Regions from separate parts of the Homo sapiens genome. Here region 2 is linked to region 1. A link is a contact called in ENCODE Hi-C or POLR2A ChIA-PET data. All regions are on one chromosome and are shown on one strand. The core of a region is the stretch at or near the end of the contact, and the rest is flanking DNA. Distances in the headings are between cores, read along the strand shown. Region 1 overlaps EMP2 (epithelial membrane protein 2). Region 2 overlaps NUBP1 (NUBP iron-sulfur cluster assembly factor 1, cytosolic).

The links. A loop is a pair of places that touch in the nucleus more often than their neighbours do. ChIA-PET counts read pairs that join two places held with the same protein, here RNA polymerase II (POLR2A). Pooled maps may share reads with other maps.
Region 2: POLR2A ChIA-PET joins it to region 1 with 10 read pairs in WTC11. The contact joins two enhancer-like sites. A Hi-C loop is called at or near these places in 2 of 168 maps with a recorded cell type or tissue (Right ventricle myocardium inferior and ascending aorta), 2 of 37 single-sample maps with no recorded cell type and 10 of 50 pooled maps. POLR2A ChIA-PET finds 5 or more read pairs at or near these places in 6 of 52 experiments (AG04450, B cell, HepG2 and 3 more).

Annotation. Positions count from the first base shown.
Region 1 is chr16:10,538,849-10,543,642 of GRCh38, reverse strand. EMP2 (epithelial membrane protein 2) reads left to right here. Exons shown (of 5, transcript NM_001424.6): 3 at 1-73. Among named protein-coding and RNA genes, the nearest start is that of LINC01290, 13 kb to the right of the region's middle. Within about 2 kb of position 2,072, at least 5 of the 41 ENCODE cell types and tissues checked have a DNase peak (open chromatin) inside an H3K27ac peak, as active enhancers do.
Region 2 is chr16:10,747,778-10,752,604 of GRCh38, reverse strand. All of the region lies in intron 3 of NUBP1 (NUBP iron-sulfur cluster assembly factor 1, cytosolic), which reads right to left. Among named protein-coding and RNA genes, the nearest start is that of NUBP1, 6.3 kb to the right of the region's middle. Within about 2 kb of position 3,429, at least 4 of the 41 ENCODE cell types and tissues checked have a DNase peak (open chromatin) inside an H3K27ac peak, as active enhancers do.

The DNA of each region.
Region 1 (4,794 bases), core at 823-3,322:
GAGTTTTTTGCAGATGTCTGGAGAATATGTACCAACAACACGAATTGCACAGTCATCAATGACAGCTTTCAAGGTAAGTGTGAATGAAGGAAGCTGACTGAGAAGCACTGAGGGAGGAAGGAACGGTCAGGAGTGAGGCTTCGGGTTCCCCGACTCCGTACCCTCTCCTCCACTCACTGCATACTCCGGTGGGCCTGGCCGCGTTTGCTCAGTGTGTGCTGGAGCGGAGGACAGCACAAGCTGGAGATGCCAGGGGTGTGGAGAAGCCGGAGGCTGGAGGGAGACCAACTCCAGCTAAGTTGGACCTCATGCCTTCTCTTCTCTGCCTCTTGGCACAGCCGAGTTTCCCGTTCTCATCCTTTCTCCAGCTTCAGCTCTCATCTAGAATTTTCTCTTCCCTTCTTTTTTTATCCAAGCCTTGCCTCTAAATGGGCTCAGAGACCATAATTTACTCTCCAGTCACTTTTCCCTGTCCAGCAGTAAGAAATCCGAGATCTGGCGGGGCTCAGTGGCTCATGCCTGTAATCCCAGCACTTTGGGAAGCAGAGGCGGATGGATCACTTGAGGTCAGGAGTTTGAGACCAGCCTGGTCAATATGGCGAAACCCCATCTCTACTAAAAATACAAAAATTAGCTGGGCGTGGTGGTGCACGCCTGTAATCCCAGCCACTGAGGAGGCTGAAGCAAGAGAATTGCTTGAATCCAGGAGGCGGAGGTTGCGGTGAGCCGAGATCACGCCACTGCGCTCCACCCTGGGTGACAGAGTGAGACCCTGTCTCAAAAACAAACAAAAATCCAAGATCTGGCTTCCGTTCCTAGACAAGCTGTGTAGCCTTGCATTGGGCATGTCAATTTCAACATCCTCAGCTGTAGAACAGAAGTAATAATGATGCCTTTGCTGTGCCCACCTCTTCAATGAGCTAAAATACATGAAAAGGCTTTAAAATACAGAAAATCCCATTCAAAAACATGCTAACCACTGTTTTTCATTATGAAGTGAATGGTTCTGTTTTTCCTCATAGAACTGATGAAATAGATACTTTGGGATCCCAGTTGCCTGATAAAATACAGTATACCCGGTTAAATTAGAGATTTCAGATAAACAATAAGTACTGTTTTTTAGTATGACTATGGCCCAAATATTAATATAACATGGGACATACTTATGCTAAAAAATATTTGGTTTTGTTGGTGGGGGGGGAGGGTTTAGTTTTTTGGTTTTTGTTTGTTTGTTTGTTTGTTTTTGAGACAGGGTCTCACTCTGTCACCCAGGCTGGAGTGCAGTGGTGCAGTCACGACTCACTGCAGCCTTGACCTCCCGGGCTCAAGTGATCCTCCCATCTCAGCCTCTCAAGTAGCTGGGACTACAGGCACTCACCACCATGCCCAGCTAATTTTCGTAATTTTTGTAGAGATGGAGTTTCACCATGTTGCCCAGGCTGGTCTCGAACTCCTGGGCTCCAGAGATCTGCCCACCTCAGCCTAAAGGAGGAGGAGGAGCCACCATGCCTCTCCTAAAATTTATTTGTTGTCCATCGGATATTCATGTACTGGGCATCCTGTCTTTGTGTTTGTTTTGGTTTGTTTGCCAAATCTGACAATCCTATTAGGGAGCAAAGGAGCCTACTCCCTGGGTCCCAGATTCTCACCACACTCAGTAACAATATCCATATTCATCATAAAAGCAGCAAAAATACCAGTAGAAGGCACCATTTACTTAAAGTTTACTGTGAGGCATGGGTCTAAGTCCTTTACATAGGTGATCTCATAGCCCCATCAGGCAGGGACCATAGGCCCCATTTTAAGATGGGGAAACTGAGGCAGAGAGCAGTTAAGTTACCCAAGGCCGCATAGCCAGGAGCGAATGATGGCGGCAGGATTCCAGTCTAGGTGTGACCAGCTCTAAAGCCAGTACCCTTAACCACGGAACACCATCGGTGCTCCCTTCCATCTCGTCTGTTATTCTGTCATGCTAACCTCTGGCCCTGGGAACAGCCCTCCTTCCCTGAGCTCTGCAAGCCCCAGCTGTCGCCAGTGTGCAAGGCCAGCTGGGAGGGCTTGCTGTGCTCTGTGGCTGTTTTTCTGAATCCTCCACATGGGATTATTCACTTATTTTTCTTTAAAACAGGGGTTGGCGAACCGCTGGCCAAATTCAGTCCAAGGCCTGTTTTTGTTTGGCCGGGGAGCTAAGAACAGTTTTTACATTTTTAAAAGTTGTTTACACACACACACACACCCCTAAAAACAAAACAAAAAGAACATTCAACAAGAGACCATATGGTTCACAAAACCTAAAATATTCACTGTCTGTCCCTCTACTGAAAAAGTTTGCCAACTTTTTTTACTTTAAAAAGTTTACTTTTAAAATAGCCCACTTTTCTGTACATAAATCTACTGTATTTAGTGGAGACAGGGTCTTGCTGTGTTGCCCAGGCTGGTTTTTCACGCCTGGCTTCAAGTGATCCTCCCACCTTGGCCTCCCAAAGTGCTGGGGTTTTTAGGCATGAGCCTCTGCACTCACCCATAAATCTATTTTCTTTTTTTTTTTTCCGTTTGAATCAGGGTCTCGCTTTGTCACTCTGGCTGGAGTGCAGTGGTGCAATCACAGCTCACTGTAACCTCTGCCCCCCAGGTTCGAGTGATCCTCCCACCTCAGCCTCCCCAGTAGCTGGGATTATGGGTGTGTGCCACCACACCTGGCTAATTTTTGTATTTTCTGTAGAGACAGGGTTTTACCATGTTGCCCATGCTGGTCTTGAACTCCTGAGCTCAAGCGATTCTCCCACTTCACCCACTGTGGCCTCCCAAACCATAAGTCTATGTTAAAGAGAATGTCACATCCCTCCCATGAGTGTTATCACTCGTATAAACTAGTATCACTTGCCATAAAAGAAGGGAAGCTTTCTGAAAATACTAGATGGAAAGCCCAATGATGTTATCAAAGTCTGGGCAGACACACTTCCCTCCTGAAGCCTCTAAGCCTGTTTCTGGTCCTTTTCATGTTAAAAAACAAACAACCCCAAACACCCAGATATTAGTGGGTGTTTTTAAAGCACAAAAGCAGCTGGTGGAGAACTCCTCCTTGAGGTCCTTAGAGAAATCTATTTATTTATTTGTTTATTTATTTATTTATTTTTGAGACAGAGTCTCGCTCTGTCACCCAGGCTGGAGTGCAGTGGCGCAATCTCTGCTCGCTGCAGTCCCCGCCTTCTGGGTTCAAGCCATCCTCCTGCCTCAAACTCCCAAGTAGCTGGGATTACAGGTGTGTGCCACCACACCCAGCTAATTTTTGTATTTTTAGTAGAGACAGGGTTTTGCCATATTGGCCAGGCTGGTCTCAAACTCCTGACCTCAGGTGATCCACCTGCCTCTGCCTCCCATAGTGCTGGGATTACAGGCGTGAGTCACCATGCCCAGCCCTTAGAGGAATTTAAACTGAGCAAAGTGAGCATCCCTCTCATTCCGTGAATTTGTGTAGTTTCCCGTCCTCACTGGGTTCCACATACACCCATCTCAGGGGCTGCCTGGCAGGCACATCCTGCACCCCCTCCCAGCTTTGAGAAACCCTGTTCTAGGAACATCTATTCATCCTTTCCCCCAAAGCCATGTTTTCCCCATTTGCCCCATCATGGGTCACTTGTTGCTGAAAATACAGATTCCTGGTGCCCACTCCAGGACAATGGTAGCAGAATCTCCAGGGGGAGAGGCCTAAGAATCTGTATTTTTAATAAGCAATCCCAGGTGATCCCTGGGATTGGGCAGATTTGGGAAGTACTGCTGTAAGCCAGAGGGTCACCACTTGGGCTCCATATTGGAATTCCCTCGGTGGCTTTACGAAGCCCTCGTGCCCGCTCTCAATGCCCGACGTTCTGATTTATTTCATCTCAGTAGAGCCTGCTGGGTTTTCTTTTTCTTTTTCTTTTTTTAATGGAGTTATAATTTACAAACAAGGAAACGCAGGCTTCTTAAGGGCTCAGTTTGGTGGGTTTTGACAATTGTATAAACACCCACGTAACCACCATCCAAAAGAAGACAGAGAACATTGCCAACTCTCCAGAAAGTTCCTCGGGCCCCCTTCCACACAGTTGCTACCGCTTTCTGCCCCGAGGGCAACCACTTCTGACTTCTGTCACTATAACTCACTTCCACCTGTTCCTGGGCCTCATGGGAATGGGGTCATGTGGTGTGTGTCATAGTGGGGGAGCCGGTCTGACTCCTTTCGCTCCCCATAAGGAATTGGGGGAAAGGCTAGATGCTCTCCAAGCAACCGTAATCTGTAGCCAGAATGGATTAAATCCACAGCTCTAGACGTTTCATTAAGTACTTACCAATTATGTTCACTCCAGTGAGTTTTCAGGCAAAACTGCAAAATTGAAGGAAAAAAAAGACAGAAAGAAAAAGAAAAGGAAGGTGTGTCCTTAGATTTTCTGTGCAGCGTGGACGCTGTCCCCTCACGTTATCTTTTGGCCTCATCCTGGTGGTAACATTCAGCATTCAGCTCTTACACAGGACTCCCACCTTGCCTGCACCCTCCAAACCCCCTTATGTAGATGAGTTTACTCTACCTTCCTAGCCCGATGAGGAAGGAGCTATTAGTATCCCCATTTTAGAGTTCAAGACCACCGTGAGCAACATAGCGAGACTCCATCCCTACAAAAATTTTTTAAAAATTAGCCAGACATGCCTGTAGTCCCAGCTACACAGGAGGCTGAGGCAGGAGGATCACTTGGGCCCAAGAGTTCAAGGCTGCAGTGAGCTACGGTTGTGCCACTACACTCCAGCCTGGTTGTCAGA
Region 2 (4,827 bases), core at 2,180-4,679, 210 kb before region 1:
GACAAGAAGAGACCAAAGCGGTTATATAACTGAATGCACACACTCCAGACACACACAACTAGGAGGGGAGCGGGGTTAGAGGAAAAGGACAGGGGAGAAGACAGAAACTGGGTTAAACTTGGAGCCATCAGATTCTCCTGAGGGAGAGTCCTAACGCTGATCTCAAGGTTCATAAACACTGATGCCCCCATTCCCCTACCCCTCAGCCTGGCTGAGCTCCTCAAGGGTGATCTTACAGACCTGGCTGTCAGGTCACTTGGAGGCTCGGGCTCAGACCTTGTTTACTGAGCCCTGGTTGGAGGAGACGGGGAAAGGGACCTAGCGCCTGTTTGGCTTGTGTGACAGAATGGATGGAACAGCCAAGAGACGGCAGTGTTGGAGCCACCCTAAACAGCTCTCTTTTGCTCACCCCTCACCAAGCCTTGGTCTCTGCATCTTAAATTTTTCTCAAACTCATCCTATCTTGTTCAGGAGTCTCAGATACAAGCCAAATCTAGACTATTTAAGCAGAATATGAATGTATTAAAAAATATTGGGGGCTGGGTGCAGTGGCTCACGCCTGTAATCCCAACACTTTGGGAGGCTGAGGCGGCCATGTGCCTAGAAGGTAAGTATCATTATCTCTGGTTTACAGAGGAGGAAACTGAGGTTCAGAGGGGACCAGTTCAATAAGCAGGGAACAGAGCTGGGACATAAACTGAGGTCTTTCGGCCCCAACTGGGGCTCTTTCCAGTACACCACGGGCCTGCTGTGGAGGACCAGAGTGGAGCCTCTAGCTGAACCCTGACCAAGCCCTGTTTTCCTTTGATCCTGAAGGTGAATGATGGTTTAGGCTAAACTTACAGAACAGAAACTTAAAGTAAGATGGAAACCTGGAAAAGCTCTTTAGTTGTGACTCAGGTGCAGCTTCAGGCGACCCCATTCCACCCCAAGCCTTCCCCTCTGATACAGGAGGTCTGAGACGGCCTTCAGGAACCTTCTGAGAACAGGGCTAGTATTCATCTTGAAAGCTGCAATGACTCGGATCCAAAGTGCTGCACCTCCGCGTCACTTTTTAACTTGCCCTGAATTAGTTTCTTGCCACCCTCTTCAATCCTCTCAACAAACCCAGCCTCCTACTTCCTCAGCACCCAGCGCTGTCTCAAACTTGTGCACGGGAAAACGCCATCCACAGACCAGCACTGGCCTCAGGTGCCCTCTATGGAGCCATCCGGGGAGAACAGCAGAGCGACATCATCGGAAAACCTGACTTGCTCTCTCCGGACCTTGATACTTGGGACTGATGTGTCAATGATCCACGGGGAAATGACACTATCACTATGACTGTGATAGAGACTTTCCTCGATACTCTCAGGTTTCTAGTGACTCTGTCTCCATGCCCTTCCTTTAGGGAACAATTTAATCAATTCCCTTTAGAGGAATTTCACTCCCTTGGGGAGTGAATCTTGAGCGAAATGATGTAAGGATATGAGAAGCAGATCCAGCGCACTCTCTCACTCCCGTGGCAGGCCCGAGAGGCTGTTGACAAGCTCCTGCTACCCAGATGGCCAGGACGGCCCTGGGTCCTGTCTGTTCAGACTTCCTGTTGATCTTATTACTACCCCAAAATCTGTCCATTTAATTTTGCTTAGGTTAGGCCAGAAAAGCAAAGCTGAGAGCAATGCGCCTGCGTTCCTCCCAGCAGGACCTCTGGGCCTGTGTTTGCAGCTGATGGGAAGAGGCCGCGTTTGCTGCAGAAGGTGGAGATGCTGCAAGGCTGTCGGGACCCAAAGCGTCTCCTTTACTCAGCACCCCAAACTGCCCCTGATGAGGAGGGTAGGGGAAGAGGGATTTAGTCCTAACTTTTAGTCCTTGCACAAGTTGCTTCTGCTTTCGAAGCCTTGGCTGTCTGGGCTTCTGATCTGTGAGACAACTGCTCCGGGGTCATCAAGGCCCCTCTCAGCTCTGCAGTCCCAGGACCCAGAGGAGGGCCTCGCACACTCAGTCCTGAAACACCTAGTGCTGACCTTGTTATGACAGTTTGCCTTTCAGATCACAAAGATCATAAATGTTTAATTTATGGTGGCTGGGTGTGGTGGCTTACGCCTATAATTTCAGAACTTTGGGAGGTTGAGGCAGGCGGATCACCTGAGGTCAGGAGTTCGAGACTAGCCTGGCAAACATAGTGAAACCCTGTCTCTACTAAAAATACAAAAATTAGCTGGGTGTGGTGGCACACGCCTGTAATCCCAGGTACTCCAGAGGCTGAGGCAGAACTGCTTGAGCCCGGGAGGTGGAGGTTGCAGTGAGCTGAGATCACACCACTGCACTCCAGCCTGGGCAAAAGAATGAGACTCCGTCTCAAAAAAACAAACAAAAAAAGTTTAATTTATGGAAGTTGGTGACTTGTTATTTATTCATTGTTTTTGAGGTAGAGTCTCACTCTGTTGCCCAGGCTGGAGTGCAGTGGCATAATCACGGCTCACTGCAGCCTTGACTTCCCAGGCTCAAGTGATCCTCCTACCTCAGTCTCCTGAGTAGCTGGGACTACAGGTGCTTACCACCACACCTGGCTAACTTTTTTTATGTTTTATGTTTTGTAGAGACAGGGGTCTCACTTTGAAGCCCAGGCTGGGAGTCGGTGACTTTTGCAGTGGAAGACAGTGTATGACTCTTGGCTGTCTCATGGCTCAGGCTTATGCTACAGAGGCTCCTTCTGCCTTCACCACAACTTACACACTCCCTGGGCAGCCTGTGACTCGTCAGGGGTGTTTTCTAATTCTGCTCTCTCTTGATCCAAGGCCCTTTGTGCCAATGAGATGACAGGCGCCTGCCTGCCTCAAGCGCTAACATGGAATGGTCTTGCACAGAGTTAGAGCCAAGCTTCCACCAGATGGCAGGCAGAAAAAGGTCAGGGCATGTCCCACCACCCTGCTGGATTTAGGGCAGGGAGAAATCTGTGCTGCTTGACTTTAATCAAGACATATTCAGCATTTTCCATGTGTTGACACTTTGCAGATAGTGATGTCACTGTCATGAGTAGGTCTGCCTGGGGAAAACACACTTTCCTAAATGCTGACTTCTTTTTTTTTTAAACCACCACTGCATAAAAAAATACAGCTGATCTAGCCATATTTCCACACTGAATGGTGTGCTTTCCTTCTGTATACTGCAAAGTCTAGACAGGCATGCAGCAAAGACTTCAGAACGTAATTACATGAAAGTGAAGGATGTAAACAGTTGTCTACTCACAAGTGGTTACTTGCAAGTGGTGAGATGAAAGCCCATCTCCAGTGAGCTGTTTAGGAATATTCCTGACAGCTTCGAAAAGCAAAGATTCTTCTAAACGATACAGACAATCTGAGAAAGCAGATTTCTTGGCCAGCCCACTAGGCCAGTACAGATTTGACCCTCAAATGGCAAGAGATCGCTGACTCACAGAATGACGAATCAACGTGTGTGTGTGTGTGTGTGTGTGTGTGTGTGTGTGTGTGTGTGTATGTGTCTGTGTATCTATCTATATCCTTTTTTTTTTTTAAATGGAGTCTTGTCTGTCACCCAGGCTGGAGTGCAGTAGGGCAATCTTGGCCCACCGCGACCTCCGCCTCCTGGGTTCAAACGATTCTCATGCCTCGGCCTCCCGAGTAGCTAAGACTACAGGCACGTACCACCATGCCCAGCTAATTTTTGTATTTTTTAGTGGAGACAGGGTTTCACCATGTTGGCCAGGCTGGTCTCAAACTCCTGACCTCAAGTGATCCGCCTGCCTCAGCCTCCCAAAGTGCTGTGATTACAGTGTAAGCCACCATGCCCTGCCCAACAAGTGTATTTTGAATCTGCCCAGTACTATACCTTGGGTAGGCTACAAACTCATCTCTAAGGCAGATGTAATCATCATCCCTTCATATCCAGAGAGTGAAATAAAGTAATAAAAATGGTGGCCATCACAGACCTTTACTGAGCATTGACTATTCGTCGGGCCCCGTGCTAAGTGCTTTACTGTGCCATCTCACTCAGTCCTTGGAGTCCCATTTTATAGATGAGAAAACGGAGGCAGAGTAAGCCTGGTAACTTGCCCAAGGTCACAGCAGTGGTGTAGATGGAGCTGGGACCTGAGTTTGGGCTGTCTGACTCCAGAGTGTGTGCTCTTAGCGACCCACCAACCCCTTTTATTAAAGTTGAGATCCAGAGGGCAGCAGTGGGTAATCTGAGTTTTCATGCTCGTCTGTATGCATGGGTGGAAATGAATAAACTCGTGTAAGGGCCAGCAAAAATTTTCCACAAGGGCCAACAGCAAATATATTATTAGGCTTTGTGGGCAAAATCAAGGATCATATGTAGGTACTTAGGTACTAATTTAAAAATTGCAATTTTAGGCCAGGCACGGTGGCTCATGCCTATAATCTCAGCACTTTGGGAGGCCGAGGCAGGGGGACGCCTTGAGTTCAGAAGTTCAAGACTAGCCTGGGCAACATGGCAAAACCTCATCTCTACAAAAAACCCAAAAATTAGCCGGGCATGGTGGCAAGCACCTGTAGTCCCAGGTACTTGAGAGGCTGAGGTGGGAGGATAGCTTGATGAGCCCAGGAAGTAGAGGTTGCAATGAGTCCTGATCATAGCAATGCACTTCAGCCTGGGTGACAGAGTGAGATCCTGTCTCAAACAAACAAAAAACATTTCAAAAATGTGAACATTCTTAGTTCAAAGGCCATAAGGCAGGAGATGGGCTGGATTTGGCCCACTGGCTATAGTTTGCAGGTCCCTGGCTTAGAGAAAAGCTAAAAGGGGTTAATAAAGAGGAAAAAGAAGCGTGAACGTAATGTAATAAACTATCCACATGCAAGGACA